Linked DNA regions of Homo sapiens: regions 2 and 3 are each linked to region 1. The links are chromatin contacts, found by Hi-C or POLR2A ChIA-PET in ENCODE. All regions are on one chromosome and are shown on one strand. Each heading gives the region's core, a stretch centred on a gene start or an enhancer-like site at or near the end of the contact. The rest is flanking DNA. Distances are from core to core; before and after follow the strand shown.

Evidence for each region. Hi-C counts contacts between places; a loop is a spot of excess contacts on that map. ChIA-PET counts read pairs that join two places held with the same protein, here RNA polymerase II (POLR2A). Pooled maps may share reads with other maps.
Region 2: a loop to region 1 is called in a pooled map, with 5 times the contacts of the local background. The contact joins the promoter of FBXL15 here to the promoter of PCGF6 in region 1. A Hi-C loop is called at or near these places in 1 of 37 single-sample maps with no recorded cell type and 6 of 50 pooled maps. POLR2A ChIA-PET finds 5 or more read pairs at or near these places in 1 of 52 experiments (HEK293T).
Region 3: a pooled map shows a loop between it and region 1 (4-fold over the local background). The contact joins the promoter of STN1 here to the promoter of PCGF6 in region 1. A Hi-C loop is called at or near these places in 2 of 168 maps with a recorded cell type or tissue (both naive thymus-derived CD4-positive, alpha-beta T cell), 2 of 37 single-sample maps with no recorded cell type and 11 of 50 pooled maps. POLR2A ChIA-PET finds 5 or more read pairs at or near these places in 4 of 52 experiments (B cell, MCF 10A, activated T-cell and 1 more).

The regions. Positions count from the first base shown.
Region 1 is chr10:103,348,931-103,353,872 of GRCh38, forward strand. It overlaps PCGF6 (polycomb group ring finger 6), which reads right to left and starts at 2,210. Exons shown (of 10, transcript NM_001011663.2): 1 at 1,777-2,210; 2 at 1-69. The coding sequence starts at 2,136. RefSeq lists an enhancer at 1,438-1,943 and a silencer at 2,109-2,338.
Region 2 is chr10:102,418,975-102,423,916 of GRCh38, forward strand. It overlaps FBXL15 (F-box and leucine rich repeat protein 15), which reads left to right and starts at 1,862. Exons shown (of 4, transcript NM_024326.4): 1 at 1,862-2,208; 2 at 2,380-2,533; 3 at 2,813-3,318; 4 at 3,830-4,162. The coding sequence starts at 2,156. The coding sequence ends at 4,019. It overlaps CUEDC2 (CUE domain containing 2), which reads right to left. Exons shown (of 9, transcript NM_024040.3): 7 at 4,824-4,885; 8 at 4,683-4,743; 9 at 4,275-4,598. The coding sequence ends at 4,452. It also overlaps a transcript of PSD not described here. RefSeq lists enhancers at 1,780-2,249, 3,160-3,489, 3,720-3,779, 3,970-4,019, 4,110-4,169 and a silencer at 2,490-2,659.
Region 3 is chr10:103,916,318-103,921,259 of GRCh38, forward strand. STN1 (STN1 subunit of CST complex) reads right to left here and starts at 1,867. Exons shown (of 10, transcript NM_024928.5): 1 at 1,783-1,867; 2 at 1,145-1,339. The coding sequence starts at 1,277. RefSeq lists enhancers at 1,329-1,658, 1,518-2,163, 1,794-2,088 and a silencer at 1,829-2,178.

The DNA.
Region 1 (4,942 bases), core at 960-3,459:
ATCTATTAAGTAACCTTTGCAAATGGAACACAAGATGTATGGGGTCAGCTCAGAGAGATTAATCAGGCGCTGCAAATAAACGGAAACAGTTTTAAAATACAAGTCCTTGCCTTTTACAAATTCTTTTTTTTTTTTTGAGACAGAGTCTCACTCTGTAGCCCAAGCTGAGTGCAGTGATGTCATCTCGGTTCACTGCAACCTCCGCCTCCTGGATTAAAGCGATTCTCCTGTCTCAGCCTCCCGAGTAGCTGGGATTACAGGCGCGCACAACCACGCCTGGCTAATTTTTGTATTTTTAGTAGAGATGGGGTTTCACCATGTTGGCCAGGCTGGTCTCGAACCCCTGGCCTCAGGTGATCCACCCGCCAAGGCCTCCCAAAGTGCTAGGATTACAAGCATGAGCCACCGCGCTCAGTCCACCTTCTTCAAAACCTTAAACCATAATCTCAAAATGTCATTGCAACATGGAAACATACACCTCCAACCCATTAAAAGACTACTGAAAGTTACAATAATAACACAATATAAATTATTGTTTCTTTCTTTCCGTTTTTTTTTTTTTTTTTTTGAGAGGGAGTCTGCCTCTGTCGCCCAGACTGGAGTGCAGCGGCAAGATCTCGGCTCACTGCAACCTCCGCCTCCCAGATTCAAGTGATTCTCCTACCTCAGCCTCCTGAGTAGCTGAGATTACAGGCGCGTGCCACCACGCCCCGCTACTTTTTGTATTTTCAGTAGAGAAGGGGTTTCACCGCTTTGGTCAGGCTGAACTCCTGACCTCGTGTTTCGCCTGCCTCGGCCTCCCAAAGTGCGGGGATTATAGGCGTGAGCCACACCGCGCCCAGCCAAATTATTGTTTCAAAAGGATCTTTACGCTGGGCGCAGTGGCTCACGCCTGTAATCCCAGCACTTTGGGAGGCCGAGGCGGGCGGATCACGAGGTCAGGAGATCGAGACCATCCTGGCTAACACGGTGAAACCCCGTCTCTACTAAAAATACAAAAAATAAGCCGGGCGTGGTGGCGGGCGCCTTGTAGTCCCAGCTACTCTAAAGGCTGAGGCTGGAGAATCGCTTGAACCTGGGAGGCGGAGGTTGCAGTGAGCCGAGATCGCGCCACTGCACTCCAGCCTGGGCGACAGAGCGAGACTCCGTCTCAAAAACAAAACAAAACAAAACAAAACAAAAGGATCTTTACTGCCTAGTAAGCAGTAGCTTCAATAATTATACAGGACAGGCAACGTGGCTCACGCATGTAATCTTTCGGAAGGCCAGAGAGGGAGAATCTCTTGAACCCAGGAGTTCGAGAACAGCCTGGGAACATAGGGAGCCCTCCTCGCTACAAAAAAAAAAAAAAATGTTTAATTAGCCCGGCGTGGTGGCGCGTGCCTGTAGTCCCAGCTACTCCGGAGGCTGAGGCGGGAGGATCGCCTGAGGCCAGGAGTTGGAGGCTGCAGTGAGCCATGGTCGCGCCACTGCACTCCAGCCTGGGAGACCCTGTCTCAAAATAATTATAATTATTAACAGAACGAATGAGTTGGACTCGCAGAGCCTAAGTGACCTGCAAGAACTTCACAAAATAAGCGGGTAAAGACCCAGGCCGGGCCGGAGGCCTGTCGGCGCCACACGCCTAGGCAGCCGGGGCAGAGGTCGGGGGAGGTCCGCTCCAGTGCTCCGCGCGGCGGCGGCGCACTAGGATCGGGCCGGCGCCCGGCAGACGAGGGCCAGCTACGTCCCTGACGCCGCTTGGGCCCAGCGGGGTCGCGCGGGGGCTCTAAATACCTCCTCCTCGTCCTCCGAGTCCTGCCGGCCTCCCTCCAGCCTCAACGAGAAGTGACTCATGTCCTCCTCCTCCTCCTCTTCTTCCTCCTCCAGCTCCTCTTCTTCTTCCAACTCCTCGTCCTCGTCCTCGAAGCGGCCTCTGAAGCGGCCCAGGCTGCGCTCCGGCTCCAGCTCAGGGGGCCGGGAGCCGGAGCAGCCGGGAGCCCCCGTCTCAGACAGAGGCGCCGGTCCCTCCTCACCCGCTGCGGGTGCAGGGGTGAGGGCGGGCGGGGAGACAGGAGGCGGAGGCGGCAAGGCTGCAGCTCCCTCGGTTTTGGCAGCGCCTACGCTGCCCGCCGTCACCACCGCGACCCCCTCCATGGTCGGGAGAGACACCAGGCGAGGCGAGGCGGCGGGAGAGCGCGGGAGTTCGGCCGGCCTCGGACGCCACCACTGCGCAGGCGCGGCAGCCTGAGGGGCTCGCCGGGAAATGTGGTTTAGCGGCCCTCACCTCCGCGGGGCGCAAACCCTGCAGCTCCGGGGCAGGCTGCGGGGCGCGCGGGCCGCACTTTAAAGGAATCTCACCAGATTTTCTCCTTGGAAGGGGACGCTCTCTTCGCCGCCTTTTAAAAACAGCAAAATTGCTACCGTTCCAAGCAACAATATTCTGTTTGCATCACCTAATTCACAGAGCACTGAACTAGGTAGCATGTGACGTTGCATCACAAATAATAATCATTTCCACTTGAGTACCAATTATGCATTTCCTCTGTGGCAAATCACCTCCATCCAAGATTATTTCCCTTAGGAAGTATAAAGTTCCTGTTCTGAAGTATGTACGTTTATTTATTTTAAGGAATTATATAGTGTATTGATACAAGGTGAAAATCTAATCACTACTCAAAGATCATCCATGTCACCCCATCCCATAAAGCCCATTATATTGAATTCGAAAAGCTTTTTTTTTTTTTTTTTGAGACAGTTTCGCTCTTGTCGCTCAGGCAGGAGTGCAGTGGCGCTCACTTGCAACCTCCGCCTCCCGGGTCCAAGCGATTCTGCCTCAGGCTCCCAAGCAGCTGGGACTACTGGCGCCTGCCACCACGCCCAGCTAACTTTTGTATTTTCAGTAGAGACAGGGTTTCACCATGTTGACCAGGCTAGTCTCAAACTTCTGATCTCAGGTGATCCACCCGCCTCAGCCTCCCAAAGTGTTGGGTTACAGGCCTGAGCCAGGGCGCCGGGCCCAACAAACATTTATTGAGGGCCTACTGTAGCAGAAACTCAGACCCACCCAGGTACAACCCACCCCATTGCCCAATTTTATTAAGAGAGGTTTGGAGTTGGCTTAACATTATTCTTGCTAGTCCGGGCGCGGTGGCTCACACCTGTAATCCCAGCACTTTGGGAGGCCGAGGCGCGCAGATCATGAGGTCAGGAGTTCAAGACCAGCCTAGCCAACATGGTGAAACCCCGTCTCTACTAAAAATACAAAAATTAGCTGGGCATGGTGGCGCGTGCCTGTAATCCCAGCTACTTGGGAGGCTAAGGCAGAAGAATCACTTGAGCCCAGGAGGCGGAGCTTGCAGTGAGCTAAGATCGTGCCACTGCACTCCAGCCTGGGCTACAGAGTGAGACTCCATCTCAAAACAAAACAAAACAAAACAAAACAAAACAAAAAACAAAAAAACCATTATCCTTGCTAAGATAATGCCAGCTAATGTCACGATGCCTGCAAGAAAGATTCGGGAAGTCAAATGCTCCTAATCAAATAATGCCTGGCAAAGTCACATTTAAGAGCTGAATGTGACCAGGCACAGTGGCTCCCGCCTGTAATCCCAGCACTTTGGGAGGCTGAGGCAAGCGGATTGCCTGAGGTTGGGAGTTAGAGACCAGCCTGACCAACATGGAGAAACCCCATCTCTACTAAAAATACAAAATTAGCCGGGCATGGTGGCGCATGCCTGTAATCCCAGCTACTCGAGAGGCTGAGGCAGGAGAATCACTTGAACACAGACGAGGTGGAGGTTGCGGTGAGCCGAGATCACACCACTGCACTCCAGCCTGGGCAACAAGAGCAAGACTCCATCTCAAAAAAAAAATAAATTTTAAAAATATGGCCAAGCGAGGTGGCTCATGCCTGTAATCCCAATGCTTTGGGAGGCTGAGTTGGGCGGGTAACGAGGTCAGGAGTTTGAGACCAGCCTGACCAACATGGTGAAACTCCATCTCTACTAAAAATACGAAAATTAGCCGGGCATGGTGGTGCACACTTGTAATCCCAGCTACTCAGGAGGCTGAGGCAGGAGAATCACTTGAACCCGGGAGGCGAAGGTTGCAGTGAGCCGAGATCGCACCACTGCACCCCAGCCTGGGCGACAGAGTGAGACTCCGTCTCAAAAAATTAAAATACAATAAAATAAAATAAAATAGCTGAATGTGTGCCAGGGGTGGTAGCTCATTGCCAGCCTGGGCGCCAGAGCGAGACCCGGTCTAACAACAACAAAAAAAAGAAAATGCTGAATGTGTTGTCTAGGGAATTGATGAGGAAATCAAGTCATGGTGTTTCCTTGGGGAACAGTGAACCAAGTTAAGTATTCCCATTGCTTCTGGACCAGACCCCACCTCTCCTTCTCCAGTCCCAACGTCTGGTCAAGTTTGAGATACTGAAGTCTGCAAGACCCAAGAAGGAATGGAAGGAAGAAAATGTCTTCTAAAACATGGAGGAGGTGTAGACTCCAGAGGGCTGGAAATAAAAACGACTATAGTATTGAAAAAGAGTGCCTCAAGTGGATGTTGGTGGAGCTCTACAGTAATTCCACATAGTCAGAGTTCAAGAACAGCCTGGGCAACACAGTGACAGCTCATCTCAAAAACAAAAACAAAACATGCAATCCAATTTCAAAATGGACAAAGAATCTGAATAAACATTTTTCCAAAGAGACTATATCAATAAGCATAAGAAAAGATGGTCAACATCATAAGTCTTCAGGGAAATGCAAATCAAAATTACAATAATATGCTAGTTCACCCTATTAGGTTTTTTTTTTTTTTTTTTTGAGACAGAGTCTCGCTCTGTTGCCCAGGCCAGAGTGCAGTGGCATGATCTCGTCTCACTGCCACCACTGACTCCTGGCTTCAAGCAGTTCTCGTGCCTTGGCCTCTCAGTAGCTAGGACTACAGAAGTATG
Region 2 (4,942 bases), core at 612-3,111, 930 kb before region 1:
CATGGAACCCCTGGTTCTATTCCCCAGACCCTCACGTGCCCCACCCCACTTGTGTCCACGTCTCTCTCGCCCACCGCCCCTTGAGCCACACGTAAGGCCCGGCTGCACACGCGTGTCCCGCTCCAGACCCCACGCGTGTCCCTAGGAGGCTGCCACATGACCTGTTACATGCCACACGCGCTCCCGCCCCCACGAGCACGCGGCCGCGCCAAGCACACGGTATGGGTGTAGACTGGACCCGCCCCCTAAATCCAGGAGACCATCAACTATGGAAAGGAGATCTAGGGAACACCGTCTTGAACCCGCCAGGGGTTTTGAGTCTCGGACCCAGGAGATCCAACCCTGACCACCCTCCCAGGATGCAGCAGGGGGATGTTAAATCAGACTTCAGGAAGAACTTCCTTGCTGCCTGAGTTAGGTGTCGTCACGCCTGCCCAGGGGTAAGAGGTTAGACGGGATGAACTAGGGACCGGAAGACGTGGGGGACCGGCAACCCTTGTGCCCTTGGCCAGGGTAGAAGGGGGCCCTGCTATTTTAAGAAAGAGCCGCTGGAGTTACTATGGCAACTACTCTCTTTGGGAGGGCCAGGGCGGGCAGATGGTGACCTCGGAAGGAAGAAGGGGTCTGTTCGGGCAGTCAGGGGGCGCGAGGACGTGCGAGGCGGGGGCGCGCGGGGCTCACCGCGGGGAGGGGCGGCGCGGACTCCGCGTGGTGCTGAAGGGGACAGCGCCAGATTTGTCGCACTGCGCAGGCGCAGAGGCGCGAACAAAGAGGGGAGGGGGACGAGGCGCGCGGCCGGAGGTGGTGCGCGCTCACGTGGCTCTATCTTTGCAGGGGTCTGTCCTCCCAGCTACCCCCTCCCTAAGCAGGCTGAGGAAGAAGAGATAGCAAGCCCTCACCTAACTTGACCCCTTTCTTGTCTCTCCCCGCTGCTAGCTTCTCCCTTCTCGCTGCCTTGCGGGGTGGGGAAACGTGGAAGGAATTCTGGGAAAACCAGATGTCTGGGTTCTCTATTCCCGTCTGGCTTGATTCTGGACAAGGGGCTTCCTCTCCAGGGCCTCGGTTTCCCCATCTTTAAAATGGACTGATAGCATAGACCTGCCCACCTTTCAGAGGTGCCCGAAGCCTTGACGAGATAACAGATGAGAAGTGGTTTTCGTTGTGATGAGCCAGCTGAAGCGGTTGCACCGGAGCGCCAGACCGTCAGCGGTGCAGTGGCTCTCGCGTCCTTCACATCCCCCCACACCCATCCCGTGGATGATGGGGGAAGGCACTACTCCTGGGGTTCCCCGAAGCGGATCCTGGGACTGGGACCTGGGGACGCGGTGAGAGGCAGCCCTGAAGCTGAGTCCAGAGGTCTGGGGCGTCATTGTCCCAGGGCGGACCCAGCCCCAGACCCTACAACTAAACCCAAGGCCAGCCGAGAAGCACTACCACTGGCGGGCTGAGCTGAGCTCTCATTCTTCTTAGGACTCTGGACCTTTGGAGGAAATGAAAGGGACCCAGTTGGAAATATAGTCTTTCTTCGCGCCCCCTACATCTCTCTCCCCCGGCGGAAACGCGGCCCAAACTGTTACGAAGTGGAAGAGGCTGGATAGCTCTTCATAATTAATCAGGAATGGGAGGTTTGAGCAGGTTTACTTGATGAGGGAAACATTATAGCCTCGCCAATTCATTCATTATTTCAACAATTACTTATTGAACACCTGCTACGTGGCAGACAGTAAGAGCCTGGATAGTTTCTCCCCGTTTTTCAAAGTCGCTAAACGCGACCAGAGGGCAGAGGAGAGGCCGGTAACCTAAGAGTCCTGGCTCCGCCCCCTCCGCGTTTGGCCTTGCCTGCTCCTCCCACCACCACTTCGCTCAGAGGCGGCTACTGGCTCAAGAGGACGACAGAAGCCAGTCTCTGATGCCCACCGCATTCTCCAGCTTCAGGCCTCAAGCCCTGTAGCCGAGAAGGCGAGGCCTAATGTTACACCACCGGTCTGTTCCGCCTCCGTTTCGGGGTCCACCCGAAAAGCTTTCAGATCGGATCCTCGGTGAGACGGCACTCGATTAAATAGGTCTGTCTCTACAGGCCAAGGAGGCGGGTTTGGTGCGGCCACTCCAAGGCCAAAGCGAGAAAATCTTACTGCGCACGCGCAATAGACAGCCGATGGAGCCACCGATGGAGCCGTCCGGAGGGGAGCAAGAGCCCGGAGCCGTCAGGTACCGAGCACCGGAGGGGCCGAGAGGGAAGAGGAACCTGAGGGAGGGGAGCCGAGCCGGGGCTGGGTCTGGGGGCCGCTCTTGGGAGCTGGGGCGCAGGAACATAACGGAGGCGGACTCGCAGGTAATAGTGGCCCCGGGACGCCAGTGCCAACGCCCCTTTACTCGCAGGTTCCTGGACCTGCCCTGGGAAGACGTGCTGCTCCCACACGTCCTGAACCGGGTCCCGCTGCGCCAGCTGCTCCGGCTGCAGCGCGTTAGCCGGGCCTTCCGGTCGCTGGTGCAGCTTCACCTGGCCGGGCTGCGTCGCTTCGATGCCGCGCAGGTGAGCCGGGGGCTGAAGCCCCGCCCCTGCCTGGGTACCGCCCCGCCTCTAGCCCAGCCCCCAGCCCCGCAGTATGCCCTTCTGGACCCCCTTGGGCCGCCGGGGCTGCCCGGAAGGGATCCACGCACCAAAGGGCAAATACTCGGTAGCGACTCAGAGGGAAAGTGGGGTCTCTCCTGGGAGAGCAGGAGGCTGCCAGAAAAGAACTCAGGTCAGGGGTGCATAGGCGGCTGAGGAGTGCGGGACGGGCTGAGAGTTGGGGTGCCTCCCCGCCCGCAGGTGGGTCCGCAGATCCCGCGGGCCGCATTGGCCCGGCTGCTGCGGGATGCCGAGGGGCTGCAGGAGCTGGCACTGGCGCCGTGTCACGAATGGCTGTCAGACGAGGACCTGGTGCCGGTGCTGGCGCGGAATCCGCAGCTGCGGAGTGTGGCGTTGGGCGGCTGCGGGCAACTGAGTCGCCGGGCGCTTGGGGCTTTGGCCGAGGGCTGCCCACGCCTGCAGCGCCTGTCGCTCGCGCACTGTGACTGGGTGGACGGGCTGGCGCTGCGCGGCCTCGCTGATCGCTGCCCGGCCCTGGAGGAGCTGGATCTCACCGCCTGCCGCCAGCTCAAGGACGAGGCCATCGTGTACCTGGCGCAGAGGCGCGGCGCTGGTCTCCGCAGCCTCTCTCTGGCCGTCAACGCCAACGTGGGGGACGCCGCGGTTCAAGAGTTGGCTCGGAACTGCCCAGAACTCCACCACCTTGACCTCACCGGCTGCCTCCGCGTCGGAAGCGACGGTGTCAGGTGCCTGGGCCTGATAGGGCGGGAGGAGGGCAGTCACTTAGCCTCTGCTGGTATGGGGCGGGCTGTAGTTGTTAAAAGGCCGGACTGAGGGTTCTGAATCTTCCTGCAAACCACAGCACCCCCATTCTGAACAGAAAGGGCCTCTAGGATTGCCTAGGCCAGAGAGCCCATAGTTTAAAAACTTTTTTCAACCAATGTTTACACATTGGGAGATTTCACATAGAAAGTCGACTTCTGGCTTTTCTTCAACAAGGGGGAGATCTTGCAATCCTAGGCGGAGCTGAGGGCCAGGTTCCCCCCTTAAATGAGACAGGAAGTCTCCAGCTCACTGGAAGCCAATCCAGGCGCCTCCCTTGTGTAGGGACGGAAAAAGTATGCCCCTGCCCCGAGCTGGAGGGAGACCGGGATTTTGCCGGAGCCAGTCCGAGGCTGAGTGAGCCCGGGCCTCCACCTTACCCCACCAAAGGTGTGGTGGCCTCATGTCCCTAGCCTCACCCTGCTCCTCCCTCAGGACATTGGCCGAGTACTGCCCCGTGCTGCGTTCGCTGCGGGTGCGGCACTGCCACCATGTGGCGGAGTCCAGCCTGAGCCGCTTGCGGAAGCGCGGCGTGGACATCGACGTGGAGCCGCCGCTGCACCAGGCCCTGGTGCTGCTGCAGGATATGGCGGGCTTCGCACCTTTTGTCAACCTGCAGGTCTGACCCGCCTGCCAATCGGAGCACAGCTGGACTGTGTGGCTGGGGCCTGACACTGAGCTGTAGGGAAACTGAACTGTGAGGACCTCTGGTGAGAGGCCAGTGCCCTGCCCCACCCTGGAGCTTCAAATAAAGAGCTTTTTACCCCCTCTTGCCTGGTGCTGCCCTGTTGAAGATAGGGGATTCGAGGTTGGGGAGGAAAGGTCAGACAGGCATAGTATCCCAGTCCTGAGGCAGAAATGACCAGAATGCACTCACACCTTCCTTGGGCCACCTTTACTGTGCCCATGGAGGCAGCTCCGAGAGTAGGTTAACACTATGGAGCAAAGGAGTAGAGAAGGGGGACAGGAGTTAGGGGGCCCCTGTGTAGGGGTATAGGGCTCCTGCATCCCTCTGGGATCTGAGCCTAGAAGGCTCGGGCAGAGTCCGGCGAGTGCCTCAATGGAAGCGGTACTTTCTGGCTGGCTTGAGGTTGATGTATGTGGCCTTCATCTCCTCGGCCTCAGGGTTCCGCACATCTTTGAATCGCTCCCCTTTGGTGCTCACTACCTGGTTGTCGATGTATCGGATCAGCTTCTTGGGGGCCTGTCAGGCAATCAGCAGTGAGTGGCAGAAGCCAGGAGCCAGTCCCACCCATTCCGCATCCCCAGCAACCCTTAACTCTCTCACCTCCTTGGGAGCCATGGGCCGGTGAATCTTCTGATCCTCTGCGCTATCCACCATCATGTACCTGTCAAAAACTGGCTGGGTGAAGCTCCTGTCACCCTGGGAAGACCCTCTAGGGCCCAGCCCAGCCCAGCCCAGACTCACTTCTGCAGGATGAAGGACTTCAGCTCATCCTTTTGGGGGCCTCTGAGGCGTCTGGGCAGGTCCTGCAGAGAGGGGAGGCCTGGTCTAGGCCCAAGGGCACCAGCAGGGGAAACAGATGG
Region 3 (4,942 bases), core at 617-3,116, 570 kb after region 1:
TGGTGTGAATTAATTTCTTCCTGAAGAGATGAGCTATGAAGAAAACCAGACTGGAAAATGGAAAACTGTGGAGGAGGTTGGCTGCCTTCCAAGGGAAAACACAGACCATTTCCAACAATAATTAGGAAATAAAGGTGTGGCGAAAAATCTGTACAAAAGGCATTAGCATAAGGTCATCCAAATATATTTGTACATTTAACTGGAAACAAACAAAACCTTATCTCATTAAAACTGTGGATGCTTGAGATTCTTGACTACTTCTAACTCATAGTTTGTTATTCAGAAGGACCTTGACTGGAAAGCTTCACTCAAAATAGCAAAGAAAGTTTAACCAAACTTCTCAAATAGCACAGTAAACATGTGGCTATTTGTGAATTATTACACAGCTACGTGAATTATTTAAATCCACCCCAAACTATACTTGTTATATTTTTAGGTAAGATAAGCCTATCTCTAGTAGCCACTATTCTAATACAAAAAAAAAAAAAGAAAATTTAAACTTTACATGTATAATGCCTTGTTGCTTCAACTGCTATTTCTATTTGAGGGCCCACTATATGCCAGGCACTGTTCTAAGCCCTGGGATTACAAAGGTGAACAAGACAGATGATGTTCTTCCTCTCAGGGAGTTTATAATATTTTGATTCTGCTTAATTCAAAAGAAAACAAACCCCCTTTACATATCAGGAATCAAAAGATTCCATTACACAGGGTTAAGCTCCATTTTTACAAAGAAACCCAGACTTTGCAGAAGGTGAGTCACATGCCCGGACCAGGTAAGTGGCACATTTAGGAAAGGAGCCAGGCCTAGGAATATCTGGCCCAGCGATCTCTCCAACAGGAGCAGGGCCAAAGAAAAACAAATGAGCATTTTTAAGCATGAAAGACCCTAAATGGAGGTAAAAACCCCAGTACAAAAGTTACTCCCCCAAACACCTACTAAAAAAAAAAAAAAAAAAAAAAAGATTTAGACTGTTTTTTTTACCTTGCAAATAAATGAACTCATGCGAAGGTCCAGGCTAGGTCCCTTTCAAAGCCTGCAGCAGGGAAGGCTCTCCTAAAAGCCTCTAATCCCAGCTTTCTGAGACTTTGGGAAAGGGTGGCAGATGCAGCCCAGGGCATCCCAGGGTGGCTAGCCACATACCTGGCACCTGGCGGGACTCCTTCATGTCCAGGATATCCCTGATGTAGAGTTTTGCAAAGGCTAGAAACACAGGATCCAAACCCCACAAGAGGGAAGGGGTCTCCTCTTCACACCGGCTGGATCCAGGCTGCATCAAGAGGCAGGGCTGTGGCTTCCAGCTAACTCTGAAAGGTTCTGCATCACTGAGTCAAGCATCTAGATGGGACACAGAAATGAGGATGCAATGCGTTTAACGTGGGTCAAAGTGGCACGGCCCTGACGCTGCTCCCAGGTGGGCGTCCAGGACTCCAGGAGGGGTGAACGCAGGGATCCAGGGCCCTGTCAAACTCCATGCCACGGGGCGTGTTAAGAGGCGTTCCTCACGTCAGGACGCCTGCGTTCCTTACGGCTCTCCCGCTGTTCTCCTTCCCACAAAGCACCAACTTCGGAACGGCTAAACATCAACTTTCACTCTGGGAAGATACGTCTGTACAGGCGTAGCAGAAACCGCTTGGGGTCCCGGGAGGAACGGGCGCCCTCGCAGCCCTGCACGTGTTGGGGCATAGTGGATGGGTCTGACTGTCGCTCTGCCCTAAACTTTCCGCTTTTGGGGATGAGCCAAGAAAAGGAGGAAAAAAGATACTAAAAAATGGACCCACTTGTAGCCCCTCCCGCCGCCTGCAGCTCCAGGAGCCCTGAGACCTGGCCCTTCCGGCGCTCGGAGCCGCTGGCGGCGACGACCCCGCCCGGCGCAGGAGCAGTTGGCTGAGGTCGTCTCTGGAGTTCCGGCCTGAGCCCGCCCCCTGCCCCGCCAGGGACCAACCCCGGTCTCCCCGCCAGCGCATTTCCTTTCTGCTGCAGCGCCTCGCCACGGCTCCGCCCCATCTCTCCCGAAGTCCCGCCTCATCCCACCCAGACCCCACCCATCCCGCCGCGGCCACGCCCCATCCTGCCCGAAGCCCCGCCCCATCCCGCCCGAAGCCCCGCCCCATCCCGCCGCGGCCCAACCATCCGCTAGGCCCCATCCAGCCGAAGTCCAGCCCGTTCCGTGCCCCGCCTCAGCGCAGCGTACTTTTGGTTCAGGCAGCGCTGCAGCCCCGCCTTCGTGCTAGCCTCCACCGCTGAGGCCTAGGAGGCGACCTTGAAATTCCTGCAGTTCTAACGCCGCTCTTCTAGTCACCTTTCACCCCTCCTCCTGCTGGTGGCGGGACCCTGAACCTGGGCCTCCTAGAGGTTGGGTCAGGATCAGACTATTTTTCTTTTTGATTCCTGATATGTAAAACAGATAAAAAGTAAGCAGTGCCACGAGTGCATTGTGGCATATTTTAAATGTTCATTTACAGTTGGTAAGTGACCTGACTCACACACTTAGGACTCTAGTTTCACTTGGAGATGTCAATATCTAAATTTGAGCCCTCGAGTGAATGTGAGGTCTTGACTCTGCCAGAGACTAGCCGTGCAAAATCATGACAATACATTTTGTCTCCTTTACCCTTGTTCGGTCTACAGTCTGGAAGGTTGTACACTTAAGAACTTTGAAAAGCTGGCATTTTGGTAAATCATGGCCACCTTGATGGTGCTTAGTCTCCAGAATTTCTATTTTAAAGTGAGGAAAGATAGCCACGTTCCACTCCCATAAAGAGCTACGTTACCCGAGACGTCAGGAATTCTTCCTAATTTACAGAGACTCTGGAAAATGGCAGGGGAGTACAGATCACCCTGGCAGACCATTCCCGGGGGAGGCAGGTGGTGGCCAAAGAGATAATTGCTAAACTATTTATCAGAGAAGGAACTTGGAGCCGCTGGAATGGAAAGTGTGTGTGTCATTAGACCCATGGCATTTAATTACCTCCCCGGCCATTTAAGAAGCTCAAAAACAAGAGTCCTTGGTAAAATACATTGCCCAGATTCTACTGCAATGAACACTAGGAAATGTAGGGTTTAAGATTTAATTAAGAGAAGACACTGGCTGGGCGCGGTGGCTCACACCTGTAATCCCAACATTTTGTGAGGCCGAGGCGGGCAGATCACGAGGTCAGGAGTTCAAGACCAGGCAGGCCAATATACGGAAACCAACCCCCTCTCTACTAAAAATACAAAAATAGCCAAATGTGGTGGCGTGCGCCTGTAATCCCAGCTACTCGGGAGGCTGAGGCAGGAGAATCGCATGAACCTGGGAGACAGCGGTTGCAGTGAGCTGAGATCGGGCCATTGCACTCCAGCCTGGGTGACAGTGTGAGACTCTGCCTCAATTAAAAAAAAAAAAAAAAAAAGAGAGAGAGAGAAGATACCTTCTCTTATAGGAGGAAGGCCCTTGCAAAGAAAACACACCCAGTAGGACAGGTGCTTCCTGCTGACCTGTCAGATGGGGAGAGACAGGTTGAGTGACATTTTCCTGACTGTACACATCTGCTCCAGGGTGAAACCCAAAGGAGGAAATCACTACTAAGTGTCAGAGCCTGAGATGATTTCAGGAATAATGCTCATGGCGCTCAAGGGTAGAGTGTTGGATAAAAGAGCCCTCCTGGACTCCATGCTTACTGCCAGCCTTGGGAAGGACCACACCCAGGTGGTATAAGCAGAGCAGAATGTCCCAATGTCATCTTTTACAATGAAGGGAGGACTCCTTGGAGTCTAAGGGTGTTCCTTTTGATCTGAGCCCCAAACCTGAAGGAGTAGGTTGTAACTGAAACCTAAGGTGAAATGTAGAAAAGAATTTCCAGACTGCAGAAGCATTTAGAGGAATTTGGGAGGATCCTCTTCCCTTTAGTCTCCATCAACACAGATTTCAGGTTCCCCAAGCCACCGCCTGGACGTGTATGAAGGGACTCCTAAAATCCTCAACACTGCAGGGCTCCTCTGGAATTCTGCAACACTGCAAAGCAGATATTTCAAAACCCAGCAGTTAAGATGTAATGCTAGGAACCCATTCTTATAGCTTCTCAATGTGAAACTTGTGAACTTGGTTTTGAAGCATTTGTGACAGAATAGACAATTCTTTCTAGAAAGTTAAGGTTTTAACAAGTTCTTCTGGAAAATGAGGGGATTGAACTGGATATCTCATACCTCAAACTCAAACTATCATGTTTTAAACATGTTTTACACCTTTACAGGTGGAATTGAGTTTGTCCACTTGCAAAGTGGGTTAGATTTTCTGTTTGAAGTTTACAGTTGACAAAAGATTCTCTCTTTGACCAAACTCTAATCAGTCTCCTTGAGTCCTCTTCCCAATTTGTCCTCAACCTTGGCCTATAAAGACATGAACAAATGCTACATAGTTTCAAACAGCTCAAGGCTACATTCCTAGAATGACCCTAGATCCCTTTAAAGTGCCTGCCTGAGAAAACTCAAGACTGCCAAAAGTAACAAACCTGCACGTTGTGCACATGTACCCTAGAACTTAAAGTATAATTAAAAAAAAAAAGAAGAAGAATAATTTACTGTTTGTTCCAGCCAATACCTGAAGGCAAGGCCTTGTCTCCTAGCCTTTGTTGGAGGGTAGGAGCCTAACTCCAATAAGCACCAGTTAGCAAGCCTAGATGGGTCTCACAGGGACTGGTCCCCTCTCTTCTCATTTTTTGTAATTTTTTCACTTCGCAGACTCTTCTTAGGCACCTGCAATTCTTCCCTGCCCCACTGTCCCCCAATTCATTTTCTCTTTAAAAAGCCCGGTGACCTCTCTATAAATCTGAAGGGAACTCAGCTCTTTCCCCTACTGTCAATAGTTATTCAGTAAAGTGTTTTCACTGTTTTAACTAAAGTCTGACTGTGCTTATCTTTGCCATAATAAAGACAACCTCTCAACATTTTTCTTAGGCT